2 separate regions of the Homo sapiens genome follow, and region 2 is linked to region 1. Evidence: read pairs that join two places in POLR2A ChIA-PET (ENCODE). Cell type or tissue: PC-9. All regions are shown on one strand. Links, peaks and the distances in the headings refer to the core of each region. The heading gives the core; the rest is flanking DNA.

Evidence for each region. ChIA-PET counts read pairs that join two places held together with the same protein. Peaks named below come from ENCODE experiments on the same cell type or tissue, not always from the same donor. Only the 100,000 strongest peaks of a DNase experiment are listed, where the experiment ranks them.
Region 2: POLR2A ChIA-PET joins it to region 1 with 7 read pairs; 4 of 35 experiments call an interaction of 5 or more read pairs at or near these places.

What each region holds. Positions count from the first base shown.
Region 1 is chr19:55,323,918-55,331,513 of GRCh38, forward strand. TMEM150B (transmembrane protein 150B) reads right to left here and starts at 1,424. Exons shown (of 8, transcript NM_001282011.2): 1 at 1,355-1,424. In PC-9, for the core only: no CTCF peak of the experiment used is centred there; DNase peaks (open chromatin) are centred at 3,794 and 6,074; H3K27ac peaks cover 1,007 bases.
Region 2 is chr19:55,574,641-55,580,721 of GRCh38, forward strand. ZNF579 (zinc finger protein 579) reads right to left here. Exons shown (of 2, transcript NM_152600.3): 2 at 2,134-5,001. The coding sequence starts at 4,999. The coding sequence ends at 3,311. Among named protein-coding and RNA genes, the nearest start is that of ZNF579, 3.2 kb to the right of the region's middle. In PC-9, for the core only: no CTCF peak of the experiment used is centred there; no DNase peak of the experiment used is centred there; H3K4me3 peaks cover 118 bases.

The DNA.
Region 1 (7,596 bases), core at 1,141-6,140:
TGCCTCAGCCTCCCAAGTAGCTGGGATTACAGGTGCCCGCCACTATGCCTGGCTAATTTTTGCATTTTTTGATAAAGACAGAGTTTCACCATGTTGGCCAGGCTGGCCTCAAAATGCTGACCTCAAGTGATCCCCCTGCCTCAGCCTCCCAAAGTGCTGGGATTACAGGCGGAAGCCATCGCGCCCAACCCGTCTGGTGTATTTTATGCTCAGTGTAATGTTTTTGAGATTCATCCATGTTGTGGCATGTATTAGTGTTTCATTCCTTTATTTTTTATTTTTATTTTTTAAACAGCCAGGGTCGGCTGGGCAAGGTGGCTGACGCCTGTAGTCCCAGCACTTTGGGAGGCTGAGGCAGGTGGATCACCTGAGGTCAGGAGATCGAGACCAGCCTGGCCAACATGGTGAAAACCTGTCTCTACTAAAAATACAAAAAAAAATTAGCTGGGTGGCCGGGCATGGTGGCTCACGCCTGCAATCCCAGCACTTTGGGAGGCCGAGGTGGGCAGATCATGAGATCAGGAGTTTGAGACCAGCCTGGCCAACATAGTGAAACCCCGTCTCTACTAAAAATACAAAAATTAGCCGGGTGTGGTGGCAGGCACCTGTAATCCCAGCTACTCGGGAGGCTGAGGCAGGAGAATCGCTTGAACCCAGGAGGCGGAGGTTGCAGTGAGCCGAGATCGCACCACTGCATTCCAGCCTGGGCGACAGAGTGAGACTCCGTCTCCAAAAATAAATAAAATAAAATAAATAAATAAAATAAAAAATAAATCCTGTCCCAGTGGGGCTGATAGAGGGCAAAGCTCTCCAAGTCCTCCTCACCCCTTCTGCTGCCAAATGCCTCTCCTCTGGGTCTCGTCTTCCTCCTTTCGCTTCTTTTTCCGGAGGTCTCCGTTTGCCCAGACATGAATCTGAGCCACCCCCTGCCCTCAGGGGAATCCCTGTCTGTGGGCAACACAGATGATCAGCAGGTGACAGCTCCTCTAAAGGAAGTCACACAAAGCTATGAGGGAGCCCAGGGGAGGGAGGGGTCCATGCTACCTGCTCCTCCGTCGGCCCTCAACACTGATCTCCTGCCCTGCCCTGTCCTGTGTTTGCCACCTGGCTGATTCCCACTTCTCTTCCAAAAACATAATAATAATAAAGACGAGAAAGCCCAGGTGATCCTAAGGAAGACTTGTCCCCGCTCTGAGCCTCCATACCCAACTCGGTGTCCTGGCACAAAGATGAGTTTGGCTCACTGGTGTCCCCACGGTGCTTATGTGACCTGCTTGGACCCTCCCTGGGAGGACAGGGGACAGGGCTCCAGCCTGCCGAGCTACTTTCAAGTTGGGAATTAGGCCCCACTCACCGGCCACGGGTAGGTTGGGTGTCTGGAGCCTGAAGGATCCTTCCAGAAGCTAGGGCTGCTGGCCTGGCTCAGCCGAGGGGAAGAGGCTGTGCTTTTCCTCTGAGAAAGATGACGTTGCACTTTCATATTGAGGAAACCGCTTGTGGTTGGTGGTGGGGACTGGTTTTTATTTTTATTTTTATTTTTTTATTTTATTTTTTATTTTTGAGACGGAGTTTCGCTCTTGTTGCCCAGGCTGGAGTGCAATGGCGCGATCTCAGCTGACCGCAACCTCTGCCCCCGGGTTCAAGCGATTCTCCTGCTCAGCCTCCCAAGTAGCTGGAATTACAGTCATGCACCACCACACCCGGCTAATTTTGTATTTTTTTAGTAGAAACAGGGTTTCTCCATGTCGGTCAGGCTAGTCCCAAACTCCTGACATCCGGTGTTCCACCCGCCTCGGCCTCCCAAGTGCTAGGATTACAGGCGTGAGCCACCGCGGCCGGCCTATTTTTATTTTTATATCCCTAGATGTCTATGTCCCCTGCCTGGAAGTTTCCCCAGAGAGGGGATGTAGACGTCTAGGAACACAGAGGTCTCAGAACCTTCCCCAGGGAGGGGATGTACACCTCTAGAGATAGATGGGTCTCGGACCTCTGTTTTCTTGTCTGCAAAACAGGGATCATGATGGTCTGCCCTCGTGCAATTGTGAGGGTTTATTGGGGTTATCCACATAAGACCCTAAAAGAATGCCTGTCTGACCGGGCCCGGTGGCTCACGCCTGTAATCCCAGCATTTTGGGAGGCTGAGGCGGGTGGATCACCTGAGGTCATGAGTTCGAGACCAGCCTGGCCAATATGGCGAAACCCCGTTTCTACTAAAAATACAAAAATTAGCTGGGCATGGTGGCGGGCGCCTGTAATCCCAGCTACTCAAGAGGCTGAGGCCGGAGAATCGCTTGAATCCAGGAAGTGGAGGTTGCAGTGAGTCGAGATTGTGCCACTACACTCCAGCCCGGACGACAAGAGCGAAACTCCCTCTCAAAAAAACAAAAAAGAAAGAAAGAAAAGAAAAGCAAGAGATTGACTGGGGATGAGGTTGCTGAAGGATAAAGGAGGAGAAAGGCCAGGCGCGGTGGCTTAAGCCTGTAATCCCAGCACTTTGGGAGGCCAAGGCAGGCGGATCACGAGGTCAGGAGTTCAAGACCAGCCTGGCCAATATGGTGAAACCCCGTCTCTACTAAAAATACAAAAAAAAAAAGAAAAAAAGAAAAAGGAGGAGAAAGACCAGGAGTGGCTGGGAGAGACTTCAGACTGCAACGTGAGTGGGTCTGGGTCTGACACTGGAGAAAGGAGATGGGGAGAGTGGAAGAATCACAGACCATGTGCAGTTCTGAGAACCCCGGTCAGGTCAGCTGGGAAATGTGGTGCAAAGATCACCCATACGCAAGTCCATGGAGACCGAAAGCAAGTCAGTGGTTGCAAGGGGTGGGAAGAGGGGAGGATGGGAAATGATTGCTTATTTGGAGTTTCCTTATGGGGGTTATGAAACTGTTTTGGAACTAGATAGAGACGAAGGTTGCACAACATTGGGACTGTGCTAGACGACACCGAATTATACTTTAAAATGCTTAGAGTGGGCCGGGCGCCGTGGCTCACGCCTGTCATCCCAGCACTTTGGGAGGCCGAGGCGGGCGGATCACGAGGTCAGGAGATCAACACCATCCTGGCTAACATGGTGAAACCCCATCTCTACTAAAAATACAAAAAAATTAGCCGGGCGTGGTGGCGGGCGCCTGTGGTCCCAGCTACCCGGGAGGTTGAGGCAGGAGAACGGCGGGAACCCGGGAGGCGGCAGTTGCAGTGAGCCGAGATCGCGTCGCCGCACTCCAGCCTGGGCGACAGAGCGAGACTCCGTCCCAAAAAATAAATAAATAAATACATAAATAAATAAATAAATAAATAATTTAAAAATTAAATTTAACTTTTTTTTTTTTTTTTTGAGACGGAGTCTCGCTCTTTGGCCCAGGCTGGAGTGCAGTGACGCGATCTCGGCTCACTGCAAGCTCCGCCTCCCGGGTTCAAAGGATTCTCCTGCCTCAGCCTCCCGAGTAGCTGGGACTAAAGGCGCCCGCCACCACGCCCGGCTAATTTTTTTTTTTTTTTTTTTGTATGTTTAGTAGAGATGAGGTTCCACTGTGTTATTCAGGATGGTCTTGATCTCCTGACCTCGTGATCCGCCCGCCTCGGCCTCCCAAAGTGTTGGGATTACAGGTGAGAGCCACCGCGCCTGGCCAAAAAGTTAAATTTAATAAATAAATAAATAAACACTTTAGCACATTGACTTTAGAGGTGTCCACATTGGGCAGAAACGGCCAGGCTCTGCTCCCCACCCCATGCTTAGTCATCGGTCAAGGCTGCATAAAAAGAATGTAATAGCAATCCAAATCAAACACTGCTGAAGGTGCTACTGCTGGAGGCTGGAGACCAGCTGAAGTCCTCCCTGCTAATCAAGTTCTTTCAGGAAGGGTGAGCCACCTGGCTACCGTACTTGCCCAATGTCACTCAGCTACCGAGTGGAGCAGCTTGGGTCTGTCTGGCTGTAAAGTTTGGTTCCTTCCTATGTGCCATGCAATGCCCTTGAATATCCCTCCTTATCTTCACCCATCCAACCTTCTCCTGAAACATCCATTTATCTGTGCATATGTTCATGCCTTTGTGCATTCCTCCAGCTAGTTATTTCTCCACTCATCCACCCACCTGCCTATCCGGCCAGCCATTTGCTCATATGTTCTTTTTTTTTTTTTTTTTTGAGATGGACTTTTGCTCTTGTTGCCCAGGCTGGAGTGCAGTGGCGCGATCTCGGCTCACTACAACCTCTGCCTCCCGGGTTCTAGCAATTCTCCTGCCTCAGCCTCCCGAGTAGCTGGGGTTACAGGCACCTGCCACCATTCTACCTAGAAGTAGAATTACTGGGTTGTATAGTAACATTTTTAGGAACTGCTAAACTACTTTCCGCCATGTGTACACGATTTACACCATTTTACATTCCTGACAGCAGTGCATGAGGGTTTCAATCTCTCCACACCGGCAACAGTGCCTGCTATTATCGGTCTTTTTAAAATTACATTACAATCTTTTTTAGGGATGAGATCTGGCTTTGTTGCTGAGGCCAGAGTTCAGTGGCTATTCACAGGTAGTGTCATAGCACACTACAGCCTCGAACTCCCGGCCTCAAGAGATCCCTTTGCCTGGCCAGGAGTCATGCCTGTAATCCCAGCACTTTGGGAGGCTGAGGCAGGCGGATCACTTGAGGTCAGGAGTTGGAGACTAGCCTGACCAACATGGCGAAACCCCGTCTATACTAAAAAAAAAGAAAAATTAGCTGGGCATGGTGGCACACGCCTGTAATCCGAGCTACTCGGGAGGCTGAGGCAGGAGAATGGCTTGAACCTGTGAGGCGGAAGTTGCAGTGAGCCGAGACTGCGCCATTGCACTCCAGCCTGGGTGACAGAGCAACACTTCATCTCAAAAAAAAAAAAAAAGAGAGAGAGATCCTCATGCCTCAGCCTCCTGGCCTCAAGAGATCCTCCTGCCTCAGCCTCCTGGCCTCAAGAGATCCTCCTGCCTCAGCCTCCTGGCCTCAAGAGATCCTCCTGCCTCAGCCTCCTGGCCTCAAGAGATCCTCCTGCCTCAGCCTCCTGGCCTCAAGAGATCCTCCTGCCTCAGCCTCCCAGGTAGCTGGAATTACAGGCCTGTGCCACCGTCCCCCATTTGATGTGTCTTTCTGATGGTAATCATTCTGGAGGGTGTGAAGTGGTGTCTCCTTGTGGGTTGAATTTGTATTGCCCTAGTGACTAATGACGTTGGACATTTTTCCATGCATTCATTGGCTATTTGCATATTTCTTTGGAGAAATGTCAGATCTTTGTTCATTTTTGAAATTCGGTTGTCTGTCTTTTTATTATTGAGTCATAAGAATTTTTTTTTTTTGAGGTGGAGTCTCACTGTGTCACACAGGCTGGAGTGCAGTGGCATGATCTCGGTTCACTGCCATCTCCACCTACCAGGTTCAAGTGATTCTCCTGCCTCAGCCTCCGGAGTAGCTGGGATTACAGGTGCCTGCCACCATACCAGGCTAATTTTTTTTTTTTTTTTTGTATTTTTAGTAGAGACAGGGTTTCACCATGTTGGCCAGGCTGATCTCGAACTCCTAACCCCAGGTGATCCACCCGCCTCAGCCTCCCAAAGTGCTGGGATTACAGGTGTGAGCCACCGTGCCCGGCTTAGGGATTCTTTGTGTTTTTTTTAGATGGAGTCTTGCTCTGTCGCCCAGGCTGGGGTGCAGTGGCGCGATCTCGGCTCACTGCAAGCTCCGCCTCCTGGGTTCATGCCATTGTCCTGCCTCAGCCTCCCGAGTAGCTGGGACTACAGGCGCCTGCCACCATGCCCGGCTAATTTTTTGTTGTTGTTGTTTAGTAGAGACAGGGTTTCACCATGTTAGCCAGGATGGTTTCGATCTCCTGACCGCGTGATCCGCCTGCCTTGGCCTCCCAAAGTGCTGGGATTGCAGACGTGAGCCACCATGCCTGGCCAAGGATTCTTTATATATTCTGGATTATAAGGCGATCATTATCAGATATAATGATTTCCAAATATTTTCTCCCATTCAATGGATAACAATCCTCTTTTGACCTAATATTCCCTCTTTTCTTCAGGATCTGACTTCTTGCATTGTTGTGGTTAGTCATTGACTCATTCAGCAATTTTTTTTTTTTTTTTTTTGAGGCTGAGTCTTGCTCTGTCACCCAGGCTAGAATGCAGTGGCTCAATCTTGGCTCACTGCAACATCTGCCTCCTGGGTTCAAGCGATTCTCCTGCCTCAGCCTCCCTAGTAGCTGGGATTACAGGCGTCGCCATCACACCCGGCTAATTTTTGTATTTTCAGTAGAGACAGGGTTTCACCATCTTGGCCAGGCTGGTCTCGAACTCCTGACCTCGTAATCCACCCGCCTCAGCCTCCCAAAGTGCTGGGATTACAGGCGTGAGCCACCGCGCCCAGCCTCATTCAGCAAATCTTTATCTCATGCCAGTGATATGCCAGGCACTGCTTTTTGATATTGAGACTCAACTCTGAACAGGACAAGGGTCCTGCCCTCCTGGCACTTATGTTCTAGCAATAAACGAATAAATAAAGAGATATGTAGTGGTAGCCAGGGGGAGGTAACCTGTGTAGCCACCAGGGGCCCCATTCTCAGAAGCGACTTGCGCTGACTTAAAGCTCTGCTACTGGCTGGGTGCAGTGGATCACACCTGTAATCCCAGCACTTTGGGAGGCCGAGGCGAGTGGATCACAAGGTCAGAAGATTGAGACCATCCTGGCCAACATGGTGAAACTCCATCTCTACTAAAATACAAAAAATTAGCTAGGCATGGTGGGACCTTACCAGGGTGAGTGGTGGGAAGAATAGTTCCAATAAGGTGAGAGAGGTAATGAGGGGACAAACTGGGCGGGGCCCGGGGGCCATTGTAAGAAAGTTAGATTTTTTTTTTTGAGACGGAGTCTGGCTCTGTCATCCAGGCTGGAGCACAGTGGTGCGTTCTCCGCTTACTGCAACCTCTGCCTCCCGGGTTCAAGTGATTCTCCTGCCTTAGCCTCCCAACTAGCTGGGATTACAGGCGCCCGCCACCACACCCGGCTAATTTTTGTATTTTTAGTAGAGACGGGGTTTCACCATGTTGGCCAGGCTGGTTTCGAACTCCTGACCTTGTGATCCGCCTGCCTTGGCCTCCCAGAGTGCTGGGATTACAGGCGTGAGCCACCACGCCCGGCCTAGAAAGTTAGATTTTAATCTAGGCGTGTGCTAATTCAGCACAGCAACTCCAGAAAACGATAAACATTTACTTCACCTGGTTTTTATGGGTCATACATTTCGGAACGGCTTAGCTGAGCGATTCTGGTTTTGGGGTGCTTGGAAGGTTGCAGTAAGACATGGACCAGGGCTGCACAGCCACCTGAAGACTTGATGGACACCGGAGGATTATTGCCGGGGTGGCCCAAGCACGTGGCTGACGAGCTATCGGGAGGCCTCAGCTCCTCTCCGGCTGCTGGCTTGAGGCTTCAGTTCCTCGAAACATGGACCTCTCCGCAGGGCAGCTCCAATGTCCTCTCTCTCTCTCTCTCTCTCTCTCTCTCTCTCTCTCTCTCTCTCTCTCTCTCTCTCTCTCTATATATATATATATATATATATATATATTTTTTTT
Region 2 (6,081 bases), core at 1-5,000, 250 kb after region 1:
TTTTTTTTTTGAGATGGAGTCTCGCTCTGTCGCCCAGGCTGCAGTGCAGTGTTGCAATCTCAGCTCACTGCAACCTCCACCTCCTGGGTTCAAGCAATTCTCCTGTCTCAGCCTCCTGAGTAGCTGGGACTACAGGCGCCCGCTGCCAAACCTGGCTAATTTTTGTATTTTTAGTAGAGACGGGGTTTCACCTTGTTGGTCAGGCTGGTCTCGAACTCCTGACCTCAAGTGATCCACCCACCTCAGCCTCCCAAAGTGCTGGGATTATAGGCATAAACCACTGCACCCCGCCCATCATTATTTGCATAGGGCAAGAGAGAACCATCGAAGGTGCTGGGGGAAAGCAGGATGTCAAGAGAAGGAAAGAGAAAGGTGTTTAAGGAAGATTAGCTGAGAGATATCCCTCTTCCTTCCACTCCTGGAACCTAAATAAACGGGTAAAAAGAAAACAACTGGGCCAGGCGCGGTGGCTCATGCCTGTAATCCCAGCACTTTGGGAGGCTGAGGTGGGTGGATCATGAGGTCAGGTGGTCACGAGATCAGGAGTTCAAGACCAGCCTGGCCAATATGGTGAAACTCCATCTCTACTAAAAACACAAAAATTAGCTGGGTGCGGTGGCAGGCGCCTGTAATCCCAGCTACTCGGGAGGCTAAGGCAGGAGAATTGCTTGAACCTGGGAGGCGGAGGTTGCAGTGAGCTGAGATCGTGCCACTGCACTCCAGCCTGGGTGACAGTGCAAGACTCCATCTCGAAAAAAAAAAAACCAAAAAAACAAAAAACCAAAAAAACCCAACAACTTGAAGATGTGTAGAAATTGAAACTTCCCACCTCACCTCCAATTACCTGCAGTTTCTAAAATATGTAGTAATGGCCAGGTGCAGTGGCTCATGCTGGTAATCCCAGCACTTTGGGAGGCTGTGGCAGGAGGCTTCCTTGATCCCAGGAGTCCAAGACCAGCCTGGGCAACATAGGGAGACACCATCTCCACAAAAAATTTAAAAATTAGTCAAGCATGGCCGGGCACAGTGGCTCACTCCTGTAATCCCAGCACTTTGGGAGGCCGAAGCAGGAGGATCACGAGGTCAGGAGATCGAGACTATCCTGGCTAACACGGTGAAACCCAGTCTCTACTAAAAATACAAAAAATCAGCCGGGTGTGGTGGCGGGTGCCTGTAGTCCCAGCTACTCGGGAGGCTGAGGCAGGAGAATGGCGTGAACCTGGGAGGTGGAGCTTGCAGTGAGAGGAGATCACGCCACCGCACTCTAGCCTGGGTGACAGAGCGAGACTCCGTCTCAAAAGAATAAATAAATAAATAAATAAAATAAAAATTAGTCAAGCATGATGGTGCACACCTGTAGTCCCAGCTACTTGGGAGGCTGAGAAGAGAGAATCCCTTGAGCCAGGAAGTCGAGGCTGCAGTGAGCTGTGATCGCACCACTGCACTCCAGCCTGGGCAATAGAGCAAGATCCTGTGTCCAAAAAAAAAAAAAAAAATCCTGTAGTACCTACCTCCTAGCCTTTGCCCCTGTTTTTTCTTTGTCTGGTGTTGTCTTCTCACAGATGTTTCTCTCTCATACCTGGTTCCCTCCATCTTCATTCAAATCAAACATCGCCTGGCCAGAGAAGCCCCAACCCCCAGTCCTGCTCTGCCATCATACTGTCTGGTGGTTTACTCTTGGTAGCCCTTATACCTGGTGCTATATTGCATCCTGCTAGGACTTTTTTCAATGATGTAATGTTCTAGATCTGTCCTGTCCAATATGGCAGCCACCAGCCACATGGGGCTCTTTGGCCCTTGAAATAGTGAGACTGAGGCCGGGTGCAGTGGCTCACGCCTGTAATCCCAGCACTTTGGGAGGCTGAGGCGGGTGGATCACCTGAGGTCAGGAGTTCGAGACCAGCCTGGCCAATGTGGTGAAACCCGTCTCTACTAAAAATACAAAAAATTAGTTGGTTGTGGTAGCAGGCTCCTGTAATCCCAGCTACTCGGGAGGCTGAGGCAGGAGAATCCCTTGAACCTGGGAGGTGGAGGTTGCAGTGAGCCAAGGTCGTGCCATTGTACTCCAGCCTGGGCGACAAGAGTGAAACTCTCTCTCTCTCTCAAAAAAAAAAAAAGAGTGAAGAGTGTGACTGAGGAACCGAACTTTTACATTTATTTCATCTTAATGTCTTTACATTTCCATATTCTAAATTTAAACGGAAATAGCCACGTGTGTCTGCTGGATATCATATTGGACAGTGAAGATGTAGAATATCCCATCATCACAAAAAGTTCTCCCAGACTGGGCAAGATAGCAAGACTCCGTCTCTGCAAGAAATGAAACAATCAGCTGGGTGTGGTGGCATGCACCTGTAGTCCTAGCTCCTTGAGAGGCTAAGAGGATTGCTTGGGTCTGGGAGTTTGAGACTGCAGTGAGCTATGACTGCACCACGGCACTGCAGCTTGGGCAACAGAGTGAGGGAAGAAAGATTATGGAAACTTTTCTGAGAAAAAAAAAAAGTTATGTTGGACAATGCAGGGCTAGAATTCCAGCTCTTTCAGAGGAAGGTATTGGACTCCTCCTCAGTGCCTAGTACCACCGCTGACACAGAGTAAGGGTGTGGTAGAGATTGACTGAGTAAGGCGCGGAGCTTCCACAGGGCAGTGGTGAGGATAATCGCGCGGAGCTTCCACAGGGCAGCGGTGACGATGATCTATCTTCTCACATTCCTGTTTCTTCTCAACCCAGCCTTCACCGGCTTCTTGCTTGGTTGAGGGCCACATATTTTCTGATGCATCTGTGTCCTTCCTGCTCTGAACCCAAGTTCAGAGTTGGCTGGACAAATCCTGACTCGCCCCAGCGCCCCCAGCCTGCCCCACCTCCACAGAACACCTCGCTCTCTTGGATTTCACGAACTCACATTTATTCACAGACAGACAAAGGGACAAGGACAGACCTTTGCTCACTGGGGACCCCCAGGGTCTGGCAGTTCCAAAGAGGTGATGGTGTCCAGTGTGTGAAACGGGGGACAGGGAGGCGGGGGCGTCCCCACCAGTCTCCATCCCTCTGGCCAACTGTCCGCCGCCTTTTTTTCCAAGTCGTCCTGCCTTAAGACACATGTTGGGGTGAGCGGTTCCTAACCAGCATCAGGGGTTCTGGGGGCGGGCGATGGGGGAGGAAGGGGCAGTCCAGGGCCCCCCACTCCTTAGTGTCAAGGGCGTGAAGGGGACGGGTGGGTAGACAGAGGAGGTGGCTCCTTCAACTTCCCTCCTCCATTCTGCAAACCGGGGAGCTCAGGCGGAGCGGCGGAGGGCAGGGCGGCGAAGGTCAGGAGGCCAGGCCCCCCAGCCCGCGCAGGTGAGCCTTGCTGTCTACCTCTTCCTCCTCCATCTCGAAGGCTGAGTGGTCTTGGCTGTCGAAACAGGAGGCGCTGAGGAAGACAGGGGGAGCCGGCGGGGACTGGGGTGGGGTCCCCGGAGAGGGCGGCTCTTCCTTAATGTTTGCGAGGGGCAGCGGGAGCCCTTCTTCCTCCTGCTCGGCCTTCAGGGGCGGCGGGGGCGGTGGCGGCGACGTCGGGGCCTGGGCCTGCAGTGCCTGCAGCGCGGCGGCCCTCTCCAGCTCTGCGCGGTGGCAGCGCTGGTGGCGCAGGAGGCTGTAGGCGCGCGAGAAGCGGCGCGGGCAGCGGGGGCACGGGTGCGGGGCTGGGCCCCCCGCGTGCACCTGTGCGTGGCGCGCCAGGTCGGCCAGGCGCTTGAACTCCCGCTGGCAGCGCACGCACTGGAAGGGGCGCGCTCCCGAGTGGGTCACCCCGTGCTGCCGCAGGTGCGCCCGGCGCCTGAAACCTTTGCCGCACTCTGGGCACCAGAAGCGGGGCTCCCCGGCGGGGGGCCGAGCCGGGGCGGCGTCGCCTCCGTTCTGCCCTTCTCCCCCTTCCGAGGCACCCCCGCACTCCGCCCCCTCGCCCCCCTCCGGCCCCTTGGCTGAGTTCCGTGCACCCGAGGCCTTGTCGTCCTTCTTGCCCGCCGCGGGCAGCGGGGCCAGCAGGCTGAGGGGGCCGTGGACGCGGCGGTGCTGGCGGAGGTAGGAGGCGAGGCGGAAGGCCAGGCCGCAGTCTGGGCACACGAAAGGGCGGTCGGTGGAGTGGACCAGCCGGTGGCGCGACAGGGACCAGGGCCTGGCGAAGGCCTTGAGGCAGATGGAGCACTGGTGTCGCTTGGGGCGTGGCGGGGGCCCCCCTTCCCCTTCCTGTTCGCCCTCGGGGCGCAGACACGGGTGCGCCTTGAGCTCGCCCTTGGTGGCGAAGGCTTCGCGGCAGCGCAGACACAGCAGCGTCCAGTCTGCCTGGAGCAGGACCTGTTTCTCCTCCTGCCGCCCGGCCGCCAGCGCCAGCTCGGCCCTCAGCTCTGCTGCCCCGGCCTCGGCCTCCTCCGACTCCGACTCCCGGGGCTCCGCGGCGCTGGTGGGCGCAGCCAGCGTGGAAGGCTCCCCCGCAGGCCACGTCTCAGGCCACGCTGCGACCGCCTCCTCCTCCGTGGCCCCTGCTGCAGCGGTGGTGGGCGGCTCCGAGCCCTCGTCCTGCGGGCCCCAGCTGGGTTCGGCCGTCTCCTTGGCCACCCTCTCGATGGCCAGCTCGACCTCGCCGCCCGCGTGCTCCTGAGCCAGGTGGCGCCTGAGCTGGGCCGGTTCTGGGAAGGTGCGGGGGCAGGCGGCGCAGCGCAGCGGGGGCTGGGGCCCGTGGCCGCGCAGGTGGCGGGAAAGGTGGGCCGGCCGGCGGAAGGCCTTGGGGCACAGCGGGCAGGCGTGGGGCCGGAGCCCCGAGTGGCTCAGCCGGTGCCGGGAGAGGTAGTAGGGGAAACGGAAGAGGCGGCCGCAGGTGGGGCAGGGCAGGGGCGCCCTAGGGGCTCCAGCGCCCCCCCTGCCACGGCCACGGCCCCGACCACGGCCTCGGCCACGGCCCCGGCCTCGGCCACGGTGAGGTGGGCTGCCCTGGGCGGGTGGAGGAGGCTGCGGATCCATGCCTGTGGGGAGAGAGGGGAGAGATGGGAAGCGGGGCAGAGATAAAAAGAGGTGCGTGGGGTGTGGCAGAAAGAGAAGCAGAGACAGTCAGAGATGGAGAGGCAGAGAGGGTCAGGTATTTAGCCAGGAGAGAGATATGAGACAGAGACAAAGATGAGAGACACCGAGGGGAGGCCAGAGATGGAGAGACAGGAGGAGAGAGATCAGAGACAGAGCGACAGAGCAGGGAATAGAGACAGGAGAAGGCAGAGATGGGAGACACAGAGAAGTGGGGATGGACAGACAGAGACCAGGAGTCGCAGAAAGACAGGATGGTGAAAGGCAGAGCAGAGAAGAGACAGAGGAGAGTGAGGAACACCCAGCAGAGAGACAGAGACACAGAGAAGAGGAAACAAAGAGACTTGGAGAACCAGAGGCAGAGATAGTGCAAGAGCAGAGATCAGAAGAGCAGTGGCGGGTTGGGGGCCGGAGAGACAGGGAGACAGAGACACAGAGGGAGTGAACTGGGCAGAGGCACGGAGGGGGACAAAGTCAGCGAACCGCTTCTGCTCCAGGTCCCCCGGCCAGGCTGAACGTTTTGGGAGGGGCTGGGACACAGCCCATGGGGCCTGAGTGGAGGGGGTGGGATTTGAAGCCGGTAGGCCCCGGAAATAGAGTGTGTTCTCAGATGCCAGGGGCTGGGAGAGGTCGGGGAGTAGGAGGGTTCAGACTTCTGGTCTGAGTTGGGAGGGGGCTAGGGGCCCAGACTCTTGGGACTGATGGGGATGGGAGCTGGGGATTGAGACTCCTGGGTCCAGGTCATGACGGATTGGGGAATCTGGACTCTGGTATGGAGGAGGTGTGGATTCCTGGGTCCCGGTGGAGGAGGGGCTGGGGAGGGGGCTGGGCTCCCAGGACAAGGGGGAGGCGGGGGCTGGGGACCCAGCTGCCGGGAATCCCCAGGGAGGAGGCGACTGAGGGCCGGACCCCTGGACTCGGGAGGGAGGCTGGTGGGGGTCGGGGGTCCCAGGTCCTAGAGGGGGGCCGATCTCCTCCGGGCCAAGCCTGCAGCTCCCCGAAGGCATGATCAGCAGAATTGGGGC